2 separate regions of the Homo sapiens genome follow, and region 1 is linked to region 2. Evidence: chromatin loops called from intact Hi-C (ENCODE). Cell type or tissue: pancreas. All regions are shown on one strand. Each heading gives the region's core, and the rest is flanking DNA. Links, peaks and the distances in the headings are about the cores only.

The links. A loop is a pair of places that touch in the nucleus more often than their neighbours do. Peaks named below come from ENCODE experiments on the same cell type or tissue, not always from the same donor. Only the 100,000 strongest peaks of a DNase experiment are listed, where the experiment ranks them.
Region 1: a loop joins it to region 2, with 2.2 times the contacts of the local background. A loop is called at or near these places in 89 of 110 quality-filtered maps.

What each region holds. Positions count from the first base shown.
Region 1 is chr11:44,879,583-44,891,812 of GRCh38, forward strand. The region is part of intron 3 of TSPAN18 (tetraspanin 18); the gene reads left to right. Among named protein-coding and RNA genes, the nearest start is that of TP53I11, 65 kb to the right of the region's middle. RefSeq lists enhancers at 5,983-6,483, 6,484-6,984. In pancreas, for the core only: no CTCF peak of the experiment used is centred there; no DNase peak of the experiment used is centred there.
Region 2 is chr11:44,729,268-44,741,497 of GRCh38, forward strand. The region is part of intron 1 of TSPAN18 (tetraspanin 18); the gene reads left to right. TSPAN18-AS1 (TSPAN18 antisense RNA 1) reads right to left here and starts at 7,425. Exons shown (of 3, transcript NR_189298.1): 1 at 7,138-7,425; 2 at 6,908-7,022. RefSeq lists an enhancer at 1-200. In pancreas, for the core only: no CTCF peak of the experiment used is centred there; no DNase peak of the experiment used is centred there.

The DNA.
Region 1 (12,230 bases), core at 1,507-9,506, 150 kb after region 2:
GGTCCTGAGGCGGGAATGTGCTTGCCATGGTGGAAAAGGCCAGAGCAGCTGGAGCTGGCTGGAACAGGGTGAGGAGGGTGGTCGGAGGTAAGCCCAACAAGGCAGGGCCAGGTCACTGAGGGCCTTGTAAGCTGTTGTGAGTTTGTGGCAGGGGTAAGTAAATGACAGCATGGGGGTAGAGGACTCCTTCAGCCAGAGCTGGATGTCTGTGGCCTCCCAGGATAAGTGTCTGGAGGCCAGATGGCAAAGCGGACGAAGAAGCGTGTCCCGTTGTCCTCTGGAAACTCAAGGCAAGTTGTCTTTGGTCAAGGGATGAGTGCCAGCTGCCATGCAGGGACCTCCACTGTAGGCAAGAGATGGCTCCTCTCCCAGCTCTCTCTCCTCCAACTGGACAGTAGCTGTTTCAGCCCAGACAGCTGAGCCTCACCGCACCAAGGAGGCGACGCTGGGGGGAGGCTGGACGGTGGAGGAAGGAGTAGCCTGCCTTTCTGGAATCCTGGCCTGTCATCCATCCTGGGCCTCCATTACCACATCTTGGACAAACTGCACAGTCAAAGACCAACCCAAAAGGCACCCATGACAGTGCCTGTGCCAGAAGAGCGCCAGGATGGCCGCTGAGTGAGGTTTTCCAAGCTGTAGCCCCGCCAATGAACTCCAAGATGTACGGCAGGAATGCTGGAGACTGGGACAGCCAGGCAGCCTTGGTGCCAGGTCCCATACGCAGGGCTGGAAGCTGTGCCAGTTCTGTGCTTGTGGATAGAGAGACCCTCGTGCTCTGTTAGCCTCTCCCAAGCTGCATAACCCTGGTGAAGGGGTGTCACCTCCCTGGGACTCCCTCTCCTCATCTGTAAAATGAGGATGATAGTGATGTTATTAGCAGTAAATGAGAGTGCGGGTGAAGCACACAGAAGGTCTCCTGGCACATGGGGCATATTCACCCAGTGTGAGCCCTTGGGTACGGAGGCCTGGTCTGATAGTCCCCTCTGAACCACACCACCTGATCACAGCTCAGCTGAGAAGTAGGCCACTGAGAGATGAATCTTAAGACCAAGCCACCGTGTAATATTGCCAAAGACCTTCAGAACATGTTATGTGGCCAGGGCCAGGTCCTCAGAGCGATCATCTGTGCATGAAGTGGTTGGACTCAAGGACCTCTGTATAATGAAGTGGTTGGACTCAAGGACCTCTGAGCCGCCTCCAGCCCTGACATTGTGTATGATGGGAAAGTGACTGATTCCTCCGTGAGAGCCCACCTGCCAGGGCAGCACCGCTCAATGCTGGGCAGGACAGCAGACTGCAGGGGTGGGCAACATGACACCTTGTGGCTCCAGAGGGCTGCTGGGCAAAGGGCCTGGCCTGCAGGCTGGAGGGACTGGCTGTCCGTCCTCCTGTAGCAGGCGTGGGACTCCTGCTGTCCTGCCTGGGAGAACAGTAATGTTGGGCAGTTGTTATAAGCCCAGACTCTGCAGCCTGACTGCCTGTGTTCAAATCTCAGCTCTGCCACTTTCTAGTGTGTGACCTTGAACAAGTAACTTAACCTCTCTGAGCCTCAGTCTTCACTGCTGAGAAATGGGGGCAATAATAGCATGACCACCCAGGGCTACAGGAATGGATAACCATGTCTGGCACTCGCAGATCTGTAGAAGTGCAAACTCCTCTTGTTATTGGTTGTTTTCCTGGAACTAGGTCCCCAGCCAGTCCTGTCCTGGTGAGCCAGTTCCACAGCTGATGGAGGAGCTCCTTCCCAGACCCCAGACCCCTCGAACCTCAGCCGCCGCCCCTGAACACCAGTTCCCTCCAGGAGCAGCTGGGCAGCTGTAATATCATGACGAGAACAGGTCATGGGAAGGAAGGATTTCTTTGAGCATCACTCAAGAAGTTGAGCAAAGAACTCCAACATCCCTATTTCCGAGGGAAACATGACCTAAAAAGGGTCTTCATCCTAGTTTTCTATTTGTGAACTGAGGATATCAGTCCCTCAAAAGGTTGTTGGAAGGCTGCAATGAACTGTATGGGAAAATACATCTCCGCCACCTGTAGCCCAGCAATGCAAGTGCCCGCTGTATGCCAGGCACTGTTCAGACACGCTCCACCTGCTTTATCCTTTCCAACTGGCAGGGGAGGCACTGCCTGCCCAAGGGCACACAGGTAGGAGGTGGTTGGTGAATTCAGACCAGGGCCAACCGTTCTTGACCCTGTCCTCATTGTCTCCAGTTGCAGGCACCCAGGAAATAGGATCCAGGTTCTACTTTAGGTTTGTCTCTTCTCAGAACATTTACCTTGGCAAACCTGATATGATGCCTTCTATAAAGGACCTGTTTCCCATAGAATCTCTTCTCTAATAACATTTGCTGTTGGAATTATACCTTGGAAGGGGTCACTGGTGAAAGAATGACTTCCGGCTAAATTCAGAATCATCTTCCCAACTCCCACAGTGTGGCCCATCTTCTTAGGCTCTCTCTGACCCAGCTCTGTCCAAGTGGTTAGGGTCCCTGGTGGTCCTGGAGTCACCAAACCAGGGCTCAGATGTGAAGTGACTTGCCCAAGGTCACACAGCACCCAGGGATAGGGTCAGATCAGACCCTGGACAGCCTCATCCTAAAGCCGCCTCCCATTCCCCTAGAAGCGCAGCATCCATGTGGTCCCTGGGAAACCCTGTCCCTGCCCCTTGGAACTTCCTCTTCCTTAATTAAGGGGCAGCTGGGGGGAAATGAAACACCTACCCGTTCTTCCTTTTCCCATTGAGGAGGCTCCCTGAGGCCCCTGCTCCCAGCGGGTCTCCACAGTCCTGAGGCTACCTCGGGCAAGCAGGGCTTTGTACAGTGGTTCACACATGCAGAGCCTCTAAATTAAAGGCAGCCACCTCCCTCTGGGGGTCATAGTCCCAGGGCAGGGCTAGGGGATTTATGCCCAGGCTCCCGGGTGCGGTGTGCTTTAAGAGGATGTGTTGCCGCTGATGTTAGCAGGTAGCGTTCCACCTCACCAGGAAATGGTCAGAGAGAGAGACACACACACACACACACACACACACACACACACACACACAGAGAGAGAGCATGTGCGTGCATGTATGTGTGTGTTCCAAGAGGGAAGAGAGAGCAGAGACAGAGAGACAAGACTCTGAGATGGAGAGAGACGGAGGGACAGCCTGGCACATGGGACTCAAGGCCAGAGAGTGGGGTGTGGCCGAGACACCAAGCTAGCTGGCTGGCCGTGAAGCCTGAACTTAAACCCAGACCCCCAGACCCCCAGACCCAAGGGCGCTGCCTTTTGTTCTTACATCCTCAAGAACTGCAGAAAAGGTACCAGTTTGCCTGATTTGAGCCTGGCTTGAAGCCCCGTCGGAGTCCTGCTTTCAGCACCCCTACTTCAGACACACAGAGGGCACTTTCCTGGGTGGAGGCACCATTGCTGTCTGTGTTTAGCAGGGCAGCATGAGTGTGCCCGACTGTACCTGCGACCTCCCCTGCCAAGCTCAGGCACTGGGCACCATGAGGCAGGAACAACAGCCCCTGAAATCTAGTGCTTTTACAGGATGAGACCCACCTTCCCTCTGCTCCCAAGAGTTCTGTTTCATTAAAACCTGGATCCTTCCATTTTAGTGACGTTTCTTAGCTCTGCAAGCCACGGATTGGGCTATATGTACATTTTTAAATGACGAGGCTGGCTCATCAAATATTCAGACCACCATTTCCATTTCCAAAAGGACAATACCTGAATCCTTTCCTCCCAGAAATGGAGCTAGTGGCACCTAGATGTTTCTGCAACATTGGCACTGGGAACCGTGAAACCATGGCACAGTGGCCCTCGGTAGATAGCAAAAGGTGTGGCTTCCAAATGAGTCATAACAGCGCGTGCTTCTTTTCCGTGTTTCATGCGGTGTGGTCTCACTCAACATTCACAATGACCTGTGAGGTTACAGGGTGTGCTGAGGCTCAGAAAGGCCAAGGCCACACAGGTAGTAAGTGGCAGAGACAACTCCACCCAGGCCACTCTGGGTCCCTCAGCCACTCTGCATGATGTGTTCCCAGAGAAGCCCAAGGCAGGCAAGTAACTTGCTCAACATCAGAGTCTGGTTAGTGGCAGAGCAAGGGCCAGACCCTGGGTCCTCTGACTCCCACTACAACGCTCTTTCTACTGGGGTTTCTGATTCTGCTCCACGCTTTGCCCTACCAGCTTTGGGACTTGGACACCTCTGAGCCCGGATGCTGGAGAGACTGCCTAGGTTCGGATGCCAGCTTAATCACTGTGTGACTCAGGACCAGTGACTTCACATCTCTGTGCCTTGGTTCCTCATTTGTAAAATAGGCATAATAATTGTACCTACTTTGTAGGTTGTTGTGAAAATTAAATGAGTTAACAGATGCAAGGTATTTACAACCGTTTCTGGCACTTAGCAAGCACTCTGTATTAACTCTTATTGCCATCATCACCATTACTGCCATACCGTCTCTTCCCCAGGGATGCACAGGAGACGACTGGCTCATCTGTGCCAGGGGCCCAGCCTCCTCTCTGCCCCAGGTCTGCCCACACTGCCTCCAGCCTCCCTGCCCCTTCTAATTGCTATTGGGCCTCAGCAGAGCAGGGAAGAGACCTTCCCAGGCACAGCAGGCTAATCAAAGTGCACACCTTTGGCTTATCATATGCTCTGGATGGGTCATTTGTCATCCATTATGGCCCCAGAGACGGGGCCAAGGTCCACAGCAGGCAGGCGGACCGAAGCTGCCCAAACAGATCTCAGCACAACCGTTCCATGTGCCTTCATTGCCTGGTCCTCTGGCAACCCTTATGCAGCAAAGCTCTGTTCCCATGTGGTACAGGGGTGGGGGTAGAGGGGCTTGCTGTTTTCAAACAGGGCAGCAGCGTCAGGCCCCTGGCCTCGATGGGCGATCAGCTCGACTTCCTCCAGTTCCTTTAGCCTCTTCTGTTGGAAAGATCCCCCCTGTGCGGTTCAGCCCCTCACATTCCCCACTCGGGGCTTTGGCTAAACCTCACCGGCTCCCAGGAGTCACGGCCAGAGCTCTCCCTGCAGAGGTTTAAGTCAGCCACCACTTGCCCAGTGTTTCTCATTGCTAAGGGCATTGCCTGTGACCCATGAGGGCCTCATTTGACCCTCATGATGACACTGGGAGGTGGGTGCCATCTTTATTCCTATGCTCCAGATGAGGCTGCTGAGGCTCAGAGAGGTGCAGAGACTTGCCAGAAGCTGCACAGCCACATGGGGCTTGAACCCAGCTTTCTGGATAGGCAGTTCTGTTCTCTCTCCATTCTCTGTCCCCACACAACAGAGGGAAAAACATTCACTGAGAGTCCTCTGCATTAGCCCAAAGTCACTCCCTCAATAGTTCTTAAAGTCAGGGTTCCACAAACTATAACCTGTGGGCCAGATCCTGCCCAGTGTTAATTTGTAACTAAAGTGGGGTTGTCCCAGAGTCATGCCCAGTTGTCCACGTGCTCTCTATGGCTGTTTTCTCAACCCAAAGGAGATCTGGGTAGCTGTGATGGATACAATATGGCGCCAAATCCTAAAATAGGTATTATATGGCCCCTTATGGAAAAAGTTACCAACACCGCTCTAGACCAGTGTTTGGCACATCCTCTCTTGTCCCCATCACATCGATGTCCCTTCCCTAAGCCCTTCTCCGGTATTTATTACCTTCCATCCTGCCCAGCTCCCATGAGGTGAGCCAGGTGGGGATTTCTGTCCCCATTCCACAGATGGAGGAACTAAGACCTGGAGAAGATAATGATGATTGTTACTATTATTTTTTTTTCCCCCAAAGAAAAGTAGAAATATTGTCCTGGTGCTCTGAAAGGGTGACTCCTTGCTTATCCCTGGGCTTCCTGGTGGGATTGCCAGCGTCCTTCCGGGCCTGGAGAGCCTGACGGGTTGGTGGAGCTGGTGACCGGTCCTCTGTGGAAGGATGAGGCATTTCTCAGCTTCCCTTTGTTTCAGCCCCCTGCCTGTCTCTTTCCAAGCCCAGCCCTCTCCCTCCCCCAACCCCTGAAGCACATCTTTCTTTATGACTCCAAGGAGCAGCTGGGATGTTTTTTATGGGGAGGAAAGAAAACAGGACTCTCTGACTCCCTCCTGTCCATCTACTGAGGCCCAAGCCCCAGGTTCTCTCTTTGATTCATTTCCTCGCAGGCTTTTCTCAGCCACGCAGGGTGCTTCTGTCACGGTCTCTCTGTCTTCCGGTTGTTCACCCTCCATAATTTGAGCTCTGAGTACCTGTAGTCATTCCTCTTATGGGAAGGGGTTGTGGCCGCCCCTAATTCGGGCCAGGTGACTAGAATCAATTGCAGTTGCCCTGAGAAGACCCTCTGTCTCCAGTATTTATTACCAAGCAAATATCAATGGGGCAGATGCCCTGTGGGGTGAGGCCTGGGACTGGGCTTGATTTCTGCTCTGATGACAGTTCCTGGGCCCTGGGGGTTGGGGGAAGCCTGCCTTGGAGCTGGAGGATGCTGTGAGAAGGAAGGGAGGCCTCCACTGTCTGCCTGCCTTCGAGGTTCAGGAAACTTGCCCTCCCTGGGACCGGAAGACACCTGTTGCCTCTGGATCTGGAAGCTTCTGGGAGCTTCAGGCCCTTGAGTTCTGAGAGACCTCTCCTTCATGCTGCACACGAGCATTATTCAGGCAGGAGGAGACGTGACACAAGACCAGCAACGTCTCTTTACTGAACACAGGCTGAGAGCTGAGAAAGCTCATTGCAGAGAGGAGCAGACAAAGTGAAATTGATGGGACATTGATGGCAGCTTGGGGTAGCTGAAGGAGCTGTGAAATCAGCAGTAAAATCAAATGCGCGCCACTTAGTTCATCCCAAGCAAGCACGGCTCCAACACGGCTGTGTCATCTCAGGCAAACTGCTTAACTTCTCTGGGCACCACTCCTGGGGAAATAGAATCATCTCTGCTGTGCTGGCTTTGCTGGACGGTTGTGGGGATCAAGCAAGAACATAAACACGGAGGGCTTTCGGGGCTGTGAAGCAGAGAATCAATGCAAAGAGATGTTTTGTGATTCATGTAAAGGAGGAAGGAATCTGGGTTAGATGCCAGGAAGGACTTCCCCACTTAAGGAGGAGACGTGGGAATAAGGTTGTGGGGGTTGCCTTCCTTCCTAAAGATCTGTAAGAATAAGGTCAGTTTGGCTGTTGAGAAACAGTCTTGATATTCACAGAGGCATTGGCCAAATGACTTTGAATGTCTTTTTCATGACACTATAGTTAGTTCATTCACGCAGGAAAGTGATCAGTGGCCATATCAATATGTGCACATAAGTGTGTGTGTGTGATCTGCATCCACAGCTTGTCTGTGTGCCTGGGTATATATTGTCTGTGTGGGTTTGTTTGCACGTGTCTCTGTGTGTAGAGCAAGAGGCTGGAGCCAGAACTCCAGCTGACTCATCTTCATTATGGAGTTGTTGGAAGAATTTACTCTTGCTGTCCTAACCAACTGGGGAGGACTTGGACAAAGTACCAGAGTGAAAAAGGATTTTAGATTTGATTTTTATTTTTTATTATCTGACTTTCTAAATTTCGGCTAATAAGAGCTAGATGAAGAGCCTCAGCTCTGGAATCGACTGCTGAGGCCTGAATCCAGGGCCCCTGCCCCATGCCCCAACCTCTGATCTTGGCTCCTACTTCCCCTCTCAGGGCCTCAATTTCCACATCTGTAAGATGGGGGTGGCAATGCCTACTTGATAGGGACATTGCAAGGGCCAAGTGAATTAGAACATGCAACGTCCTTAACCCAGTGCCTGGCCTGTAGAAAGTGCTTCATACATGCTGACTGTACTCAAAGAGCACTGGCTTTGGAGCTCCTCAGCAGTGGTATAGCCTTGGGGGAGTCACTTCATCTCTCTGACCCCAGTGTTCTCAGCTGTCAACTGGGAATAATAATATGCCTGACTCATAGACTATAGTGGGGTTCAAAGGAGATAATGTAAGAACTTAGCACAGTGTCCACTGCACAGTAGGCATTTAGGAGGTAAAAGTAAGTTTCCTGTGTTCACCTGCAAAAGGGAAACTCTCCCTGGGGCCCGCCTTTCCCCTCTCCTGACCCTTGCATAGCCCCAGTGTGGAATTCTGTGTCTCACCCTCTCCCTGGGTTCCAAATACCACCTGCTTTATCCTGTCTGACACTAAATGCACCAAGGAAAGCCGGAAGCTCCCTGCACCCTTTTCTGCTGGGGTAGGGCTGGGAATGAGGCTGTGCTGGCAGGAGTACCCAGCGCTCCCCTGGCTCAGAACTGTGCCCTTTCCCTCCTAGTTCCCAGGCCCCCTTAATACCCGTGAAGCCATTAAATATTTAAATCTGGGCAGTGTGGTGGGCCAGGTTGTCCCAGCAACAGCCCTGCATATTTTGGGATGGATTATTGTCTTTCAAAGGGTCTTTTTCAGAGCTCCAGGCCCTGGTGGGGATGCAATGTGGGAAGGGAGGAGGTGAGGCAGCTCCTGCCCCACTCTGAGGCTTGGCTGTGAGAAGCGGCAGAAACTGAGTCAGAGAGAGGGCAGGCTTTGCCCGAGTTTTCAGGGTCTTGACTCTAACCCAGGACTCGGGGCTGCCAACTCCTCCTCTTCACCACTTGCTTCTGCCTTGTGAGTGCCCATCAGCCGGCAGGTGCCCGGGACTTTAGCAGCCATGTGCCTTCTGGCATCTGAGACCCTGTTCTTCTCTCACCGACTGGGCCACGTGGGAAGCTTACTCACCTTCTCTGAGCCTCAGTTTACCCCTGGGTAACTCAGGAATAATTCACCCACTTTTCAGGTGATGTTGGAAAGTGCTTAGTATGGTTCCTGGCACACGTGAAGCAGGAGCAGTTATGACACTGACAACATTATTATAATGACTGAATCCTTATTGGGGGGCACCATCTAGTACCCCCTGTATTCTCTGAAGGGACTCAGAGGAAGTGGGAGAAACAGTCCCGATCACCAAAGGGTTTATAATCTGGTAGAGAAGGTTCAACAGCAGCGAGTCCAGAGTCACCTTTCCCTGGGGCTGGGCTTGGCTTGGGCTGCATTTGGAGGTTGCCTGGTGTGTGGCCAGGAGTACCTAGGTTGGAAGCCTTGGCTACACCATTCAGCTCTGATTTTGCTATGAGCCTCTTGGCCAGTCCCCTCCCCTCTGGACAGTCTCCTGAGCTGTAGAATTGGGGTAACCTCTAAGTTACTTTCTGGCTCAGCTCCCTGTCCAGGATTTGAATTCCAAGGCAGCTCTGAGACCCAGGTGGGATGGATGCACCAGAAAACCACGAGGATGGTGATATAGTTTGGCTGTGTCCCCACCCAAATCTCATCTTGAATTGTAATCCCCATGTGTCGAGGGAGGAAAGTAATTGGATTATGGGAGCAGTTTCCGCCATGTTGTTCTCATGATAGTGAGTGAATTCTCACGGGATCTAATGGTTTTATAAATGGTAGTTTTTCCTGTGCTCACACTCGCCTCTCTCTCCTGCCACCCAGTGAAGAGGTGCCTTCCGCCATGATTGTAAGTTGCCTGAGGCCTCCCTAGCCATGCCTAACTGTGAGTCTTTTAGTTACCCAGTTTCATGTATTTCTTTATAGCAGTGTGAGAACGGATTAATACAGATGGCCTGTTTCTCCCACCCTTGGTCCTGGGGGCACCCCCTTAGGAAGTGGGCCCAAGAGGATAAGGCCAGTCCTGCAAGGTCCTCCTGGTCCCCATGTAAACCCCTCTCCTTGAAGATGATTTCAGGGCTGAGGTGGACATCTCAGAGTCCCTGACACACCCCAGCCATAGGCTCCAGCAGGGCTCACAGCATCTCTTTCCCTACATTCCATTCCCCACCACAAACCTCTGGGTAAGCAGAAAAGGCCATGGCCACCTCACACCCCAGCCCCAGGCTCTCTCTGGAGGCAGGAGGGTTTCCAGAGAATAAAGTCTCCATTCCAGACACAGGCTGGCTGGCCCCAGCAGGAGGCCGGTGGCATCAACCATCCAGTTTGGGCTGCCTAGAAGAGGAGGGGGCAGAGGCCAAGAGCCAAAGCCCACATGGGGTGATGTCAGAGAACCTGGGCTCTGGCTGCTGGAAATGACCTGGAAGGGTTCCATGTGGGTTTGACTGGCAGTTGGGCCATTAGCTGATGACTTGGATGTCCCCCAGATTTGGGGGCCATAATTTTCAGCTTGCTTGGAGCCCTGGACCCCAGATAAACCTCAGGGGCCTTCTCATCTTGTGGTCTCTGAAGCTAACTTTGTAGACCTCCCAGGGATATGAGAAAAACAGAGACTCTTGGGCCCTTCATTGAGCCTGCAGAATCCAAATCTTAGGGCTAGGTCCCAGAGGTCTGAGGGTTAGCAAGCTCCCAGGGGCTTTTCCGATGCTGACTGGCTCCCTGTTCTCCCTGTGACCCAGAATGGCTGGGGCTGCCCTAGGCAGGAAGATGGCCACGGTCCTGCCCCACAGGCTCGTTCCATGGAGTTTAGGGTTTTGATCCCCAGCCTCTTTCCTGTGCACATGGTCCCATTTGCTCCTGCTGCAAACTTTTTGTCCCTCTGCTGAGAGCTGGGGCTAAGGAGAAGGATGATCTGGGGGAAGGACGGGAATTGTTGAGTGGCAGATTGGACTGCTAAGACAGATGAGGTGAGCCATTACCTTCAAGGCCAAACGAAGTTCTCATTCTGGGGTCCATGTATTCCATAGAACTCAAGGGATTGGTGAACTTTGAGAAACATATTATAACTTCACTTTAACGTTTCACTGAAAATGGGTATTTTCTTCCATTATGAACACAAGCAACAAACCACAGTACTGTTAGCAGTACTTGTGACTTTGTCATCAACAGATCTAAGTACATATTTTCAAATTACCTAAAAATTGCTGGGAATTTCTTGGCCGGGAGCAATGGCTCACGCCTGTAATCCCAGCACTTTGGTAGGCCAAGGCAGGCGGATCACGAGGTCAGGAGATCGAGACCATCCTGGCTAACACAGTGAAACCCTGTCTCTGCTAAAAATACAAAAAATTAGCTGGGCGTGGTGGCGGGCGCCTGTAGTCCCAGCTACTCGGGAGGCTGAGGCAGGAGAATGGCGTGAACCCAGGAGGCGGAGCTTGCCAGCCTGGGCGGAACCCAGGAGTGAGCCGAGATCACGCCACTGCACTCCAGCCTTGGCAACAGAGCAAGACTCCAACTCAAAAAAAAAAAAAAAAAAAAATTTGCTGGGAATTTCTTAAAATGATGATAGTTATTAGATCCATCACTAGATCTTGAGTTTTGCATGTTTATTTAAAAAAAGCACTTGTATTATTCTACTCCAAATTTGCTTTTAAAAAAGTATTTTGGTTGTGCACAGTGGCTCACGTCTGTAATCCCAGCACTTTGGGAGACCAAGGCAGGAGATTGCTTGAGCCCCAGAGTTCGAGACCAGTCTGGGTGTCATAGGGAGACCCTGTCTCTACAAAAAGGGAAAAAATTAGCTGCGCATAGTGGCATGCATCTGGAGTTCCAGCTACTTGAGAGGCTGGGGTGGGAGGATTCCTTGAGTCCAGAAGTTGGAGGCTGCAGTGAGCCATGATCATGCCACTGCATTCCAACCTGGGCAACAGGGCGAGACCCTGTCCCCCAAGATAAAGTTTCTGATAGCTCTATTTCAATATAAATGGTTTCCTTTTTAATCTTATGTATTATATTTAGGTGGGGTCCAGAGGCCTCACGAGACTGCCGAAGGGTGGGGGTGGATGGGAGAGATCCTTGCTAAGGGGCTAGGTGCTGGGCTTTGGAGTCAGGCCAGATGGCTTTTGCAGCCTGACTGAATGATGTGAGGTAGGTTGCACACCATCTCTAAGCCCAGTTCAATTACAGGTCAGCGGAGAGTGGACACACCCTCTAGATTCTTGTAAGGACCTGTATGCCTTTAGTTCAAGGCCAGGTGTACAGAAAGAGCTGTGGAAACCCAGGCTCTGGTTAGCATGAAATTTCCAAAAACCTTCAGGGAGGCAACCTGGAGGATAAGAAACAAGACTCAGTCCAGGTGAGCCAGAGCAGGTGTTGCCAGAAGCTCTGGCTTGTGCAAGGCTGGGCAGCGGACACGGTGAGGATTGGTGGGACTGCTGTGGCCGTCAGCCCATGTGTGTGTATAGGGGGTTCCTGAGGGACTAGGACACAGGGACGCTTTGGAGCAGCCAGAGCAGGGCTATCCATCACCAGAGGAACTTCAGAGGCTGCTGCTGGCTGATCCCCCAGACCTCAGGTCTAGGGGTCACT
Region 2 (12,230 bases), core at 2,668-10,667:
TTTTGTTGTGTTTTGCTTTTAGTGACTCTTGTTTTTCTGTGGAGGGAAGCCTGCATGGACCAGCCCTGCCTTGGAACCTGCCTGGGAGCATGGGGCCCCTAGAAGGCCAGCGTTTCCCGTGTTCTGTCCCTCCCCTCTTCTCCCTACCCCCACCCCACTTTTCCTGAATTGGAGAGGGAGTTGAAGGTCCCCAAGGGCTACTAAAGTCTGTGTTTGGGCTTAAAGTATCTTGTGTGGGCTCAGTCTTCTCCCAGGCAAACTCCAAGATCTCTGATTTAGCAACATTTCAAGTCTTGGGCACTCTGTTTCCTTGTCTCCCTTGTCCCCAAACCCATTCAAACAGCCAGTATATGTGGTGCTTTTACCCAACCCCAGTCTGAAATGGTAGCACATCATTGAAAGCTCCAGGACACTTTCTAGAAGCCGAAGTTAGTTGGGTTTAGGATACCTTGGGGTTGGGTTTAGGACACCTTGGGCTGAGTCCAGGAAGGAACCCTCTGCCCTTTAAAAAATGAGATTTTAATGGTCTGAGGGGTGTGTTGGAGGGCAGGGTGCTGGGTAGGGACACAGGATTAATTCAAGGATGTGTGGGAGGGGGTGCCAGGAAGAGGGAAAATAGCAGATTTGAAATCTAGCTCTTCTGAGTCATCCGTGTGGCCTTGGGCAGGTTATTTCCCCTCTTGAGCCTGCTTCCTCCGTCTGTAAAATGAATATGTTGGCTGAGGAGATTCTGAGCTATCTTGCAACTTAGAGCAGGAGAGTCTAACCTTTTAGGGGGCTGGGCAGCCCTGCTCCATTCCTTCTGCCTTCCATTCAGTGGAAGGTGCCTCTCCGGGCTGGCTTGCCTCTCTCTGCCCGCCTGTACACAGCAAAATCCTGCGTTGAGTGAATGCAGCAGCTTCAGAAACCAGCTCCTGCCATCAGAGCTGAAGGACAAAGTGCCCAGCAGTTTTGGGTAGAGAGGGGAATGTCTGTAACCAGTCCCTGCTGGGAGCCCCATGTTAGTCTGCAGGCTCGCTCCCCACTCTTCTTGGGAAGAGCCCTTTCAGTTCCTGGGGTGCAGGTTTTAGGGACCTCTCCCTTTCCAGAGGGCTGCTTTTCTGGTCTATTTCATCAGCCATTGAGAGGGAAAATCAGGAACATTTGTTCATGCTCAGCTGGGGTGCAGCACAGGGAGGGGGCCTTGGAAACCAGCACTCTGGTCCCACTGAGCAGATGACGCCCATTGATCAGGCGTTTCTACCACCTGATGCCATTGAGCAAATGTACCAGCTTGGGCTCCTCCTGCCACCCGGGCTGGCACCTTGGACCTGCATTAGTGCTCCATCTGAGGGAGTGGGGGTGGATCATGAAACACTTTTTTTTTTTTTTTTTGAGAGACAGTCTTGCTCTGTCGCCCAGGCTGGAGTGCAGTGGTGCGATCTTGGCTCACTGCAACCTCTGCCTCCCGAGTTCAAGCGATTCTCCTGCCTCAGCCTCCCAAGTAGCTGGGATTACAGGTGTGTGCCACCACACCTGGCTAATTTTTTTTGAATTTTTAGTAGAGACGGGTTTCACCATGTTGGTCAGGCTGGTCGCAAACTCCTGACCTCGTGATTCACCTGCCTCGGCCTCCCAAAGTGCTGAGATTACAGGCGTGAGCCACTGCACTTGGCTTTTGAAACACTTTTTATAAAGAATGGGAGAGTAAGATGGTGAGCCTGTGTTTGCAGCTGGCAGGGCTGGTCTTTCATCTGGGTACTTGTTGTCTTAAGATTCAGCTCTTGCCCCTGGTCTGCACCCAAGACTGCTGGCTTAATTAGTGAATTCAACAACTTGGAGATGAGCAAAAACATGTTCACTGGTGGTGGGCAAGTGTGTACAAAAGGCAACAGGATGGAGCAGAAAGGTAGCTGAACTAGGCATTAGGAGACTGGTGTTCCAGCCCTGATACTGTTACAGATGGAGCGATGTGGCCTTGTGTGAGTCACAGCCTCTCTCTGAGCCTCGGTTTCTCTATTTCTTTAGAGGCAGCAGTGCGTGGTGGTTAAACTGCCTGGATTTGCCTGTTAGCTTTATCATAACTTCATATCAATTGTGTGACCTTAGACCATTCAACCCCTGGTGCCTCCATTTCCTGATTTGTAAAATGGAACTAGTAATACCCCATCAGATTGTTGTGGATAGTCTTTGAGATAAAACTAGTAAAACATTTAGCATAATGCCTGGCATATAGTAAGTGCTCAATAAGTGTTCACTATCATCATCATTGTCATGATTATCATTATTACTATTATTGTAAAATGGGAGGGATTAACTTTGGTCCTTTCTAGTTTTCTGGGGCCTGGATTGTGTGTGTGTGTGTGTGTGTGTGTGTGTGTGTGTGTGAGAGAGAGAGAGAGAGAGAGAAAATCTGTCTTTGGGGTAGAAGGTAAGGGTGAATAAGTTGCTTTTTTGGTTCTTTTCTTCCTTTCTCTGCCTCATTGAGGGACTCCTGAATGTTGTGACTAGGCTCATGGTAGCCCCGTCCCCATGGCAAGAAGCCCAATTTGACGTCACTGACAATATCCTGGCTCCTGGCAGTTGAGGGATGATATTTCATCAGCTAGCATTTGCCTGTCCTTTCCCTTCCACCCTTTGTTTCCCACCCTTCACCATGGTATGAAAACCATATGTGCAGATAATGTGTTTAAGCTGATCAGCCTCTCCCAGAGTCACCCAAATAAAAAGCCATCTTCCTAGAAGACACTTTCGACTTTAAGATAAATAATCTGGTTCTTCTGTTGTGTTGCTTTATGTCTGGCTGGCCCTGAATCCCTTTTTGTGTTCTGCCCATGGTCTGCTCCAAGGACGTGGGCTGGGCCCGGTCCGTGGTCTAAAGCTTTGGACCTTATTGGCCATGCTGGCCGGGGCAGCCTCTTCCAGCGGCTTGGGAGGGGCCAGGCCAGGCTGGGCCTCTGCCTCATCTTGTTCCAGCAAGGCTGCTGCTCTGAGATATCCCAGAGATGATTATCATGGGGCAGACACTTGGGGAATGCTGCCGCCCGCCAGGTGCTTGACAATACTTCATCCTGTCTCCGCCTACAAGGATGGTTTGGATACTGCCCCCATTCTGTAGATTAGAGAGTGAAGGCTCAGGAAGAATTCAGAGTAAGTGGTGGGATTGAGATTTGATCCTCGGTTGATCTGATTCTCTTATCCTGTGTGCTAAACCACTGTGTTATATTTCCTCATGTATCAAAACCTCCTGTGAGCCGAAAAGCCCCAGGAATGATATCTCTTAGACTGAATCAAGCCCCCTCCTCCCCACCTTTGATAATCTCGCAGGCTCAGGGCACCTTATGAGATTCCGTTTCTGTCCTGCATGGATTACTCAGGCATTTTGGGGACAGTGATGAGTAAGAGTTTTTTGGGACATGGCTGCTTATGGAGGGGTTAGAGCGGGGAATGATCTTATTAAGCAACAAAAGGTTGTAATGGAAAGAGGATGCATATTGGAGTCACAGATCTGAAATTTGAATCCCGATTCTGCAATTTACTGGCTGTGTGGCCTTGGCTTCCTTATCTGTGAAAATCAGAATAACAGCAACCACAGATGACTCTAAAATCTCAGTGGCTTAACAAAATGATTAACTCCTGATCACATTACTTGTCTAATATGGGTCTCTGTTCCACACGGTCACTCAGGGACCCAGGCTCCAAAGATGATGACTCCACCATCTTTGTAACTGCCCCTTCTAAAGCATGTGGCATCCAAAGTTACTGCAGATGGGGAAGAGGGAGAAGGGAAAGCCACACTAATACTCAACTGCTTTGGCCAGGAGGTGACACACATCACTTCACCTCCAGCACCTTGGTCAGAACTGTCATCTGGCCCCAAACCAGCCCCCAGGGAGGCTGAGAATGTAAGGAAGTACATGGATATTTGATGAGCACTAAGTCTCTGCATTTACATTTACCCTAGTAGAGTGCTTTAAGGATCAATTGAGATGATGCATTTAAAGCTTCTAGTATAGAGCTGGTATGTTGCTGGTTGTTAACACATAGAAGCTTCCTTTCCCTAATAATCCCCGATGTACATTGCTCTTTGTAGATTACAGACTGTGTCTATTGAGATTATTTCTGGGCAGATCATATTGTGCCTATAACATACCAGAGGGAGGTGAGTCCACGCATGGCAAGGGCACTATAAGCCAGGCCCTGGATCTTCAGCCCAGTTCTCCCATGACTTCCTTTGGCTTACTGAAATTTACTGCTCTGAGAACTTTTTCCAGCATGTCTCCCAGGATCTTTCAGAACCCACTTCTGCTCCTGTCTCCTCCCTGCATTCCTCAATAGGGTAGAGTATCTGTATTCATTTTATGGATGGTGAGGAGGGGAGGTTGCAGGAACTATCTGGAAACTAACGGAGAAGGGTCTGGCCTTGAGGTGAGACAAGCCAGAGTCTTAGGTATTCATAGGGAGAGCCATAAGAATTTGGGACCCACATTTGGGCCGCTTTGGGAATTGCCGTGCAGCCAAGCTTCGGGGTACCCTTCCAAGGCGCACCTGGTGCTGCTACCTGCAGCTCCCATCCACCTGTGTACCCCCATGCTGGCCCATTGTGTCCTTGTGAGAGTGGGCAGGGAAGCGGAGGGTCCTGCTATAGTTTGGTTTGTTTGACCCTCCAAATCTCATGTTGAAATTTGATCTCCACTGTTGGAGGTTGTGGGGGTGGTGTTTGGGTCATGGGGGCGGATCCCTCATGAGTGGCCTGGTGCCCTTCCTCAAGTGAATTCTCATGCTGTCAGTTCCCAGGAGAGCTGATTGTTAAAGAGCCTGGCTCCTCCCTCCCCTCTCTCTTGCTTTGCCTCTCACCACATGATCTCTGCACATGCCAGCTCCCCTTCACCTTCTGCCCTGAGTGGAAGCAGCCTGAGGCCCTCTCCAGAAGCACATACTGGCACCATGCTGGCACCTGCAGAACCATGAGCCAAAAAAACCCTCTTCCTTTATAAATTACCCAGCCTTGTATACTCCTTTGTAGCAACACACACGGACTAAGATGGGGCCCTAGGAGGCTTTCCAGGTCTGCTTTTCTGTGGATAGTAAGATGTCCAGACCTAGGTTAAAATCCTGACTGCTCCACTTAACACTTGTTCATCTCTCTTAGCCTGTCTCAGTTTTCTCCTCTGCAAAATGGCAAGAATATAGGAAAGCTAAAAAGCGAGTCAAGTGCCTGGCACATAGTAGGTGTCGTGTTTGCACCTCTTCTCTCCCCCTTGAGGAAGAGGAAGAGCTGCCCTTGGCAAGGGAACAGTGCCTGGGGAGATGCTAGAAGTGGGCACACATGCTTGGACTCCTGGTCGTTGGAAGGAGAGGTACCCACTTCCCTTCCCAGCAACCTTGGGCTGGACTCTTGTGTTGAACTAATATGGCTTCCATTTGAAACGGGACAAGAATTTGGAGCCCTGGGTCTTGGATTTAGGCCCATCTTTTCATGTCTAACTCCCACAGTGGGTTCAGGGCTGGGGGTGTTGCTGAGAGAGGCTCCCCCACCCCACCCTGTGTTGCTGCCTCTCCTTCTGGGGGGACAGATTGCAGCGTGCTCTAGTGGGCCAAGTGCACTGGGCCACCTGCTGCCTGACATTTAGGGCTCCCCCAGCAGGGCAGGCCCAGGGAACTTGCTCATTGGTTGGTGTCTTAGCCCTTGGGGAATGAGGCATTTCTCCAGTCAAAACAGAAACACCGCCCTCCATGGTCCCTGTGGAGAAAAGCTGGGCAGGCTGGACACGGGGAGTGGAGGGGCCTGTGGTTAGGAAGAGGATGGTCTCTGAAGACAGGGTTCTGAGATGCGCATTCTTCTCCTGAGCATAGTGAACACTTGTTCCTGGGGTCATTGAAGAGTGTAGCCTTCCCCTGCAGCTGGATTTATGCTGACTCAGGCACGGAGGCCAGGGAAGGCTGTGACTGTGGCACCTTGGGGCCCTCAGACACCTCACTCACTCCTGCATCCAGACCTCGGCTTCTGTGGTGCAGGGCAGCAGCTCTGAGGCAGCTCCATAGCCCTTTGAGGCGGCTTATTGCTTTCCTGCGGCAGCCATGACAGCACCATAAACTAGATGGCTTAAAACAACAGAAACTTATTCTCACAGTTCTGGAAGCTAAAAGCCTGCAGACAAGGTGTTGGCAGGAACATGCTCTGTCTGAGGGCTCTAGGGAAAGGTCCTCTTTGCCTCTTCCTAGCTTCTGGTGGTTACTGGCAACCCTCTGTGTTCTTTGGCTGGTAAATGCCTCCCTCCATCATCACATGACATTCTTCCTGTGTGTCTGCCTCTCCTCTTCTTATAGGGACACCAGTCATGTTGGATTAGGGTCCACCCTAATGACCTCCTCTTTTTTTTTTTTTTTTAGGCGGAGTCTCGCTCTGTCACCCAGGCTGGAGCGCAGTGGCGATCTCTGCTCACTGCAAGCTCCGCCTCCTGGGTTCATACCATTCTCCTGCCTCAGCCTCCCGAGTAGTTGGGACTACAGGTGCCCACCACCACGCCTGGCTAATTTTTTTGTATTTTTTAGTAGAGACGGGTTTCACTGTGTTAGCCAGGATGGTCTCGATCTCCTGACCTCATGATCTGCCCGCCTCGGCCTCCCAAAGTGCTGGGATTACAGGCGTGAGCCACCAGCGCCCAGCCATGACCTCCTCTTAACCTGATTATATCTGCGAAGTTCCTGACAGCTAGGGGTTAGGCTGTCAACATATCGTTTTGGGGTACACAGATCAACCCATAGAGGTGGTAGTATCATTGCTCTATTTACTGTCAAAGAAGTCAGTGCAAAAAGGTTAAGTAATTTGCCCAAGTTCATACACCTATACAACTAGTAAGTGACTGGTAAATTACTCTCTATACATTTCATTCCTCTTACTATTACAGTAGGTTTATATACCTACCTCATAGCCTAGTCCTGAGCATCAAAGGAGGTGAATGTCTGTGTCAAAACACACTCTGTCCGCAGCTAAGTGTTTGCCAGTCGTGTTATTCATCTTTGCTCCCTAGATGGGATGTCTCCCAGGAAACATCAGCATATAGAAATTACAACCAGTTGGAGCTACAATGTTTTCTAGAAATAATTGTTTGAGTTGACCGAATGAAAGGCACCATTTGCATTCTTTCAACTCGCCTTTCTGGAGTTGCCTGCCAGCTCCGTCTCCTCGCAAGTTGAGAATATCAGTTGAGATGGATTTTTCTTGCTTGATGTTTTTCTTGGGTTCCATTTTAGCATCAGAAGTCATGGTGACTTTTGCAATTTGGGCTTCTCTCCCCAGGAGGGTGTCTGGGCATCTGAATAGGGGGGGTCCCTGGGAGGCTCAGTAGATGACTCTCAGCTCCAGAGCCCTTCCCTCCGGGCCCTGAAGGGTCTAGGGATTTAGCTGTGGAGGCTGGAGGACTCTGATATGCAGCCTCATCTGGGTGCAAGGAAGCAGGGGAGGCAACCTGCTGTGGAGGGTTAGGACACATTCTGAACACAGCGCCTGGGTTCAAATGCCAGTTCAGCTTCACACTATGACCTTTGTTTGATCTTTGACAAATCACTTAAATTCTCTCTGACTCCATTTTAACTCACAGGGTTTGATTAAAATGCATAAATGTATCTCTTGGGATGGAATGTGGTACATGAAAAGTATTCAGTGAATGTTAGGATTACTTTAAATATTTTATTTGTCATCTGTTTTCCTCCATAGAGTGAGGGCGGAGATGTTTCTGTTTGGTTTTCCATGGAGCCTGCAGCGTGGAGCTCAGTGCCTGGGGTTGAACAGATGCTCACATGCTGAATGAATGAGGAAATGGATGATTGAATGGGTAGATTCTTAGCTATAGCTTCTTTGGGATTCCATCCCTCCTTGCTATGTACCAAGGCCTCTGCCCCTAAGCCCCTCTTATGTGGGGGCATGGGGAGGCCATAGCACCAAAGCCCAAAGGGAGCCGTAGAATGCCATGAAAATGCTCAGGGCATCCAGGACAGAAAGGCCACCTCATGGACCCAAAGGACAAGCTGGGTTGGAGGATGAGGAGAAGCTGAGAAGGGGGTCTGGGAAGATTGTGGTCACCGCAGGAAGCAGGTCGTGGTGGCTGAGTGGGAAGATCACTTTCAGAATGTGGGGTTTCTCCCATGACGCAGCCACCAGAGGCACTCCCTGACGTCTCCAGCACACCAGAGAGGCCCACCCTTCTCCAGTGTGATAAATCAATAGGCGTACCTCATTTTAGGGAGCCCGATCTATGAAAATGCCAGCTGGATTTGAAAGTCTGCATTCAATTTATAGGCAAGTTAACTCTAAAGTTCCCACTGCTTCCTTCTGCCTTAAAAAGAAATACAGAAGTTCAGCTTACACACTTAGTTAGGAAAACATCTGTTGTGTAATGTGGTCATGTTAGCCGCCTTGCTTAAAACCCTTCGATGGATTCTCTGTTGTGTTCAAAAGGCTTTCATGTGACCTCTGCCCCCTCCCCACGCAAGCCTCACTACCTCTTCTGCAGCCCATCTGCCGCTTGTTTTCTTCTCTCGCCCCTACCTTCATGAATGAATCTTTGTGATCTTCCTCCCCTGGACTGCTTTTTCCTCCCTCTTTAGTTACCTGACTCCTCCTCATCCTTTGGATCCCAGCCCCTGCATTACCTCCTCCAGGAAGTCCTCCTTGACTTCCTAATGGGCCAAATTTCCCATCTGTAGGCTCAGATGGCTCCACAGTCCTCTCCTTAGTGGTGTTTTGTCACTCTTGGATGACTGTTGACTTCTCTGTGTAATTTTTTTTTTTAACATTTATTTCCTCCACTTTGGTGTAAGCCCAGGAAGGCAGGGGCAGTGCCTGTCTGTTCTTCCTTGTATCCAAGGCACCTGGTAGGGTCTCAGAAGGTGCCTGAGAAATTCTCTTGCCTTCTCTCCATTTTCTCCTCTGCAAGCCAGTCTTTTTTAGGTTGTTCTGGTGGTTACTGGTAATCCTCCGTGTTCTTTGGCTTGTGGATGATCACAGCTAATATGTGTTGATTACTTGCAGGGTGCCAGGCCCTCACAAATCAGATCTCATCCACCAATAGAAGAGTTTTTTACAGTGGGAACGCTGGAGCCCACCTGGCTGGAGCCCCCCCGGCTGGAGCCCCAGCTTTATCACGTACCTGCTCTGCAGCCTTGGACAAGCTCCTCAACCTCTCTGTGCCTCATTTTCCCATCATAAAATGGGACTAAATATAACACATAACTTATGAGTTGTGAGGATTACATAAATTAATTCATGTAATATTTGTTTCTCCAGTTTTAGAGGCTGGAAGTCCATGACCATGGTGTTGGCAGGTTTGGTTTCTTCTGACGTCTCTCTCCTTGGCTTGCGGATGGCCACTTTCTCACCGTGTCCTCGCACAGCCTTTCCCTGGTGTCTCCCATGTGTCCAGAGCTCCTCTTCTAAGAATACCAGTCAGATTGGATTAGGACCCTTTAAGGCCTCATTATAACTTAATTGCCAAAACATTCACATTCCAAAGTGCTAGGGGTTAGGGCTTAAATATGAGTGTGCAGGAAGCACAATTTAGCCGGTAACATCTTCTAATTCAGTACTCTATCCCCATTTTATGGTTGAGAAAACCAGGGCACAGAGAGGTTAAGTTACTTGCCCAAGGTCACATAGCTGCTGAACAAGTATAGGAGTGTAAAACCCAGGTAGTCCGAACCTGGAGCCTGCACTCCACCGCCAGATGGTCTGTTTCCTGGCTCTTCTCCTCTGCAGATCCTCACAGTCTTCCCTTTTTGGAGCTGGTTTGTTTCTTAACAGCAGGGTTGGGAGGAAATCAGGATCCAGGGGTCTTGGTGACTTCTCTCCTGGCCCTTTGCTCCCGTCCAGCCTTGAATCCCTCGTTTGGTGGCAGCTGCCAAAACTACTAGGGGATGGGGACCTTTACTTCTGCACCTAGGCTGTGAGGGAGGTGGAGGCTGCAACAGGGTGGGAAGGTAGTCAAACATCCCAGGAAGTGAGGGGAGTTTCTTGATTCCAGGGTTTCCCTCCCTCCGTATCTTTTTTTTGGATTTTCCAGGAGTTAACTGCTCTTTGAAAATAATCACGTCTGGCTGGGTGCGGTGGCTCATGCCTGTTAATCCCAGCACTTTGGGAGGCTGAGGCGGGCAGATCACTTGAGGTTAGGAGCTCGAGACCATGCTGGTTAACACTGTGAAACCCTGTCTCTACTAAAAATAGAAAAAATTAGCCGAGTGTGGTGGCGGGTGCCTGTAATCCCAGCTACTCAGGAGGCTGAGGCAGGAGAATCACTTGAACCCGGGAGGCAGAGGTTGTAGTGAGCTGAAATTACGCCAATGCATTCCAGCCTGGGCCACAGAGCCAGGCGAGACTCCGTCTCAAAAAGAAAAGAAAGTAATCATGTCTTCCTGGTGAAAGACTTAGGAAAAAATAAAGAGTAACATAGCAAGAGAATATGGAAATAAAACAAAAGCATATTCAATGGAAGGTCACTCTCAATCTTACACCAGTCTCTGGGCCCAGAGACAGCCCTGGGCTGCTCCTATGGGTTTTTCCAGCCTGCCTTCAGGCCAAGAGTTTGAAGCTGGTGCTTGAGGTTGGAGGAACCGGAGGGAACAGCTATTCACCGAAGCCATGGAGGTTCTCCTGGGTGGACCATGGGACATGGGAGAGGCATGTCCTTTTGGGATGGGTGCCTGGCGTGCCACTGCATGGCCAGCCGTGATGCAGTCATTCCCGACTAGTGGAATGAGCTGCTTGTTTCATGCATGCCCCTTTCCTGATGTCCCACCAAATGGACAATCTGCAGAGACACCTATGGTAGGGTGGCTACCGGGTCAGTGGCTTATTCTCTTTGTCATGGTTGCCTGGCCCTCTCCGATCTCTGCCCGCCCCTTGCCTATCTCTGCTTTGTCCCCGCAAATGTCATCTTTTCCTTTTCATCTTGTGGGGTGCAGGGGCCTGGGCTAGGTAGGGTTTGGGAAAGAGCCCTTGGGACCCTTTGGGGAGGATGTGTGACCGGGAGACCCGTGGGTCAGGACAGAGGGCATCTCTACCTTCCTCCATTGTGTGATAAGGGTGTCGGTTGGCAGATCAAAGGGCTTTTTGTTGTTTTATTTTCCTTTCCAGAGCCTTCTTGCTGGGAAAGCAGGCTGTACAACCAAGGGGAACAGCTGCCACCTGTGTGTCCTGTGAGAGGGCAGGGCCAGCCAGGGGCATGGGGCACCTGGTGCTGCTGAGGGGCTGGGACTGGGCCACAGGTGGGAGATTTCCCTGGGGGACTCTGCACCTAGAAGCTGATGGGGACGTAGTGGCCGAGCTCAGAGGCTGTGGGCCCTCAGCAAGACAGGGACACCTGGAAATGCAGAGAATTAGCAAAGAATTGGGGGAGCTGCCCCCACAACCCCATCCTAGCCTGTGAATTTCTGTCTTCCATTGTTCCTCAAATGGAGTGATGGAGGGAGCACTGGACTGCGAGTCCGGAAAGCCTGATCTTTAAGTCCAGTCTTGGTTTGGTTCTAACAAACTCTCATGTTCCCTCTGGACTTCTGTTTTGAGATGGAGTCTCTCTCTGTCACCTAGGCTGGAGGGCAGGGTTGAGATCTTGGCTCACTGCAACTTCTGCCTTCCAGGTTCAAGCGATTCTCCTGTCCCAAGTAGCTGGGACTATAAACGTGCACCACCACACCCAGCTAATTTTTTTGTATTTTTAGTAGAGACGAGGTTTTGCCATCCCTGTGGATTTCTGATATCCCATCCGCATCACGGGAGTGGGGCTGCTTGTTCTCCTTTTAACTCCAGAGCCTCTGGGTCTCCCCTGAGAGTCTTGAACGGGGAACATGACCTCGGAGCCTTGTGTCCCCTGGAGAAAAGCTCTCAGGAAGCCGAGGCGTGGTTGTTGATGGAAATGGGGATGTTGTTTAAATAAATTAAGAGCCAAAGAGGACAATCCGTGGCATTCTTTTCAAGAGCTGGGATGATATGCATAACATTTCCTCCCTTTCATTTGATAATTTTTCCTTCTCAAAGCAGTTTAATGAAAGAAAAGTGTCTGAAGATTGGCTGCACAATGAGCTCAAATAAAAATATTCTTTTAAAAATGTGGTTGCTATGTAATCGAATTTAAATAATGGGCAATTTTTGTTTCTTCGTAGTCTAGCCACTCACAAAGGTCTATTCAAACCTGTCTCAGACATGTATGTGTGTGTGTGTGTGTGTGTGTGTGTGTAAAGAAAAATGACCTTACTGA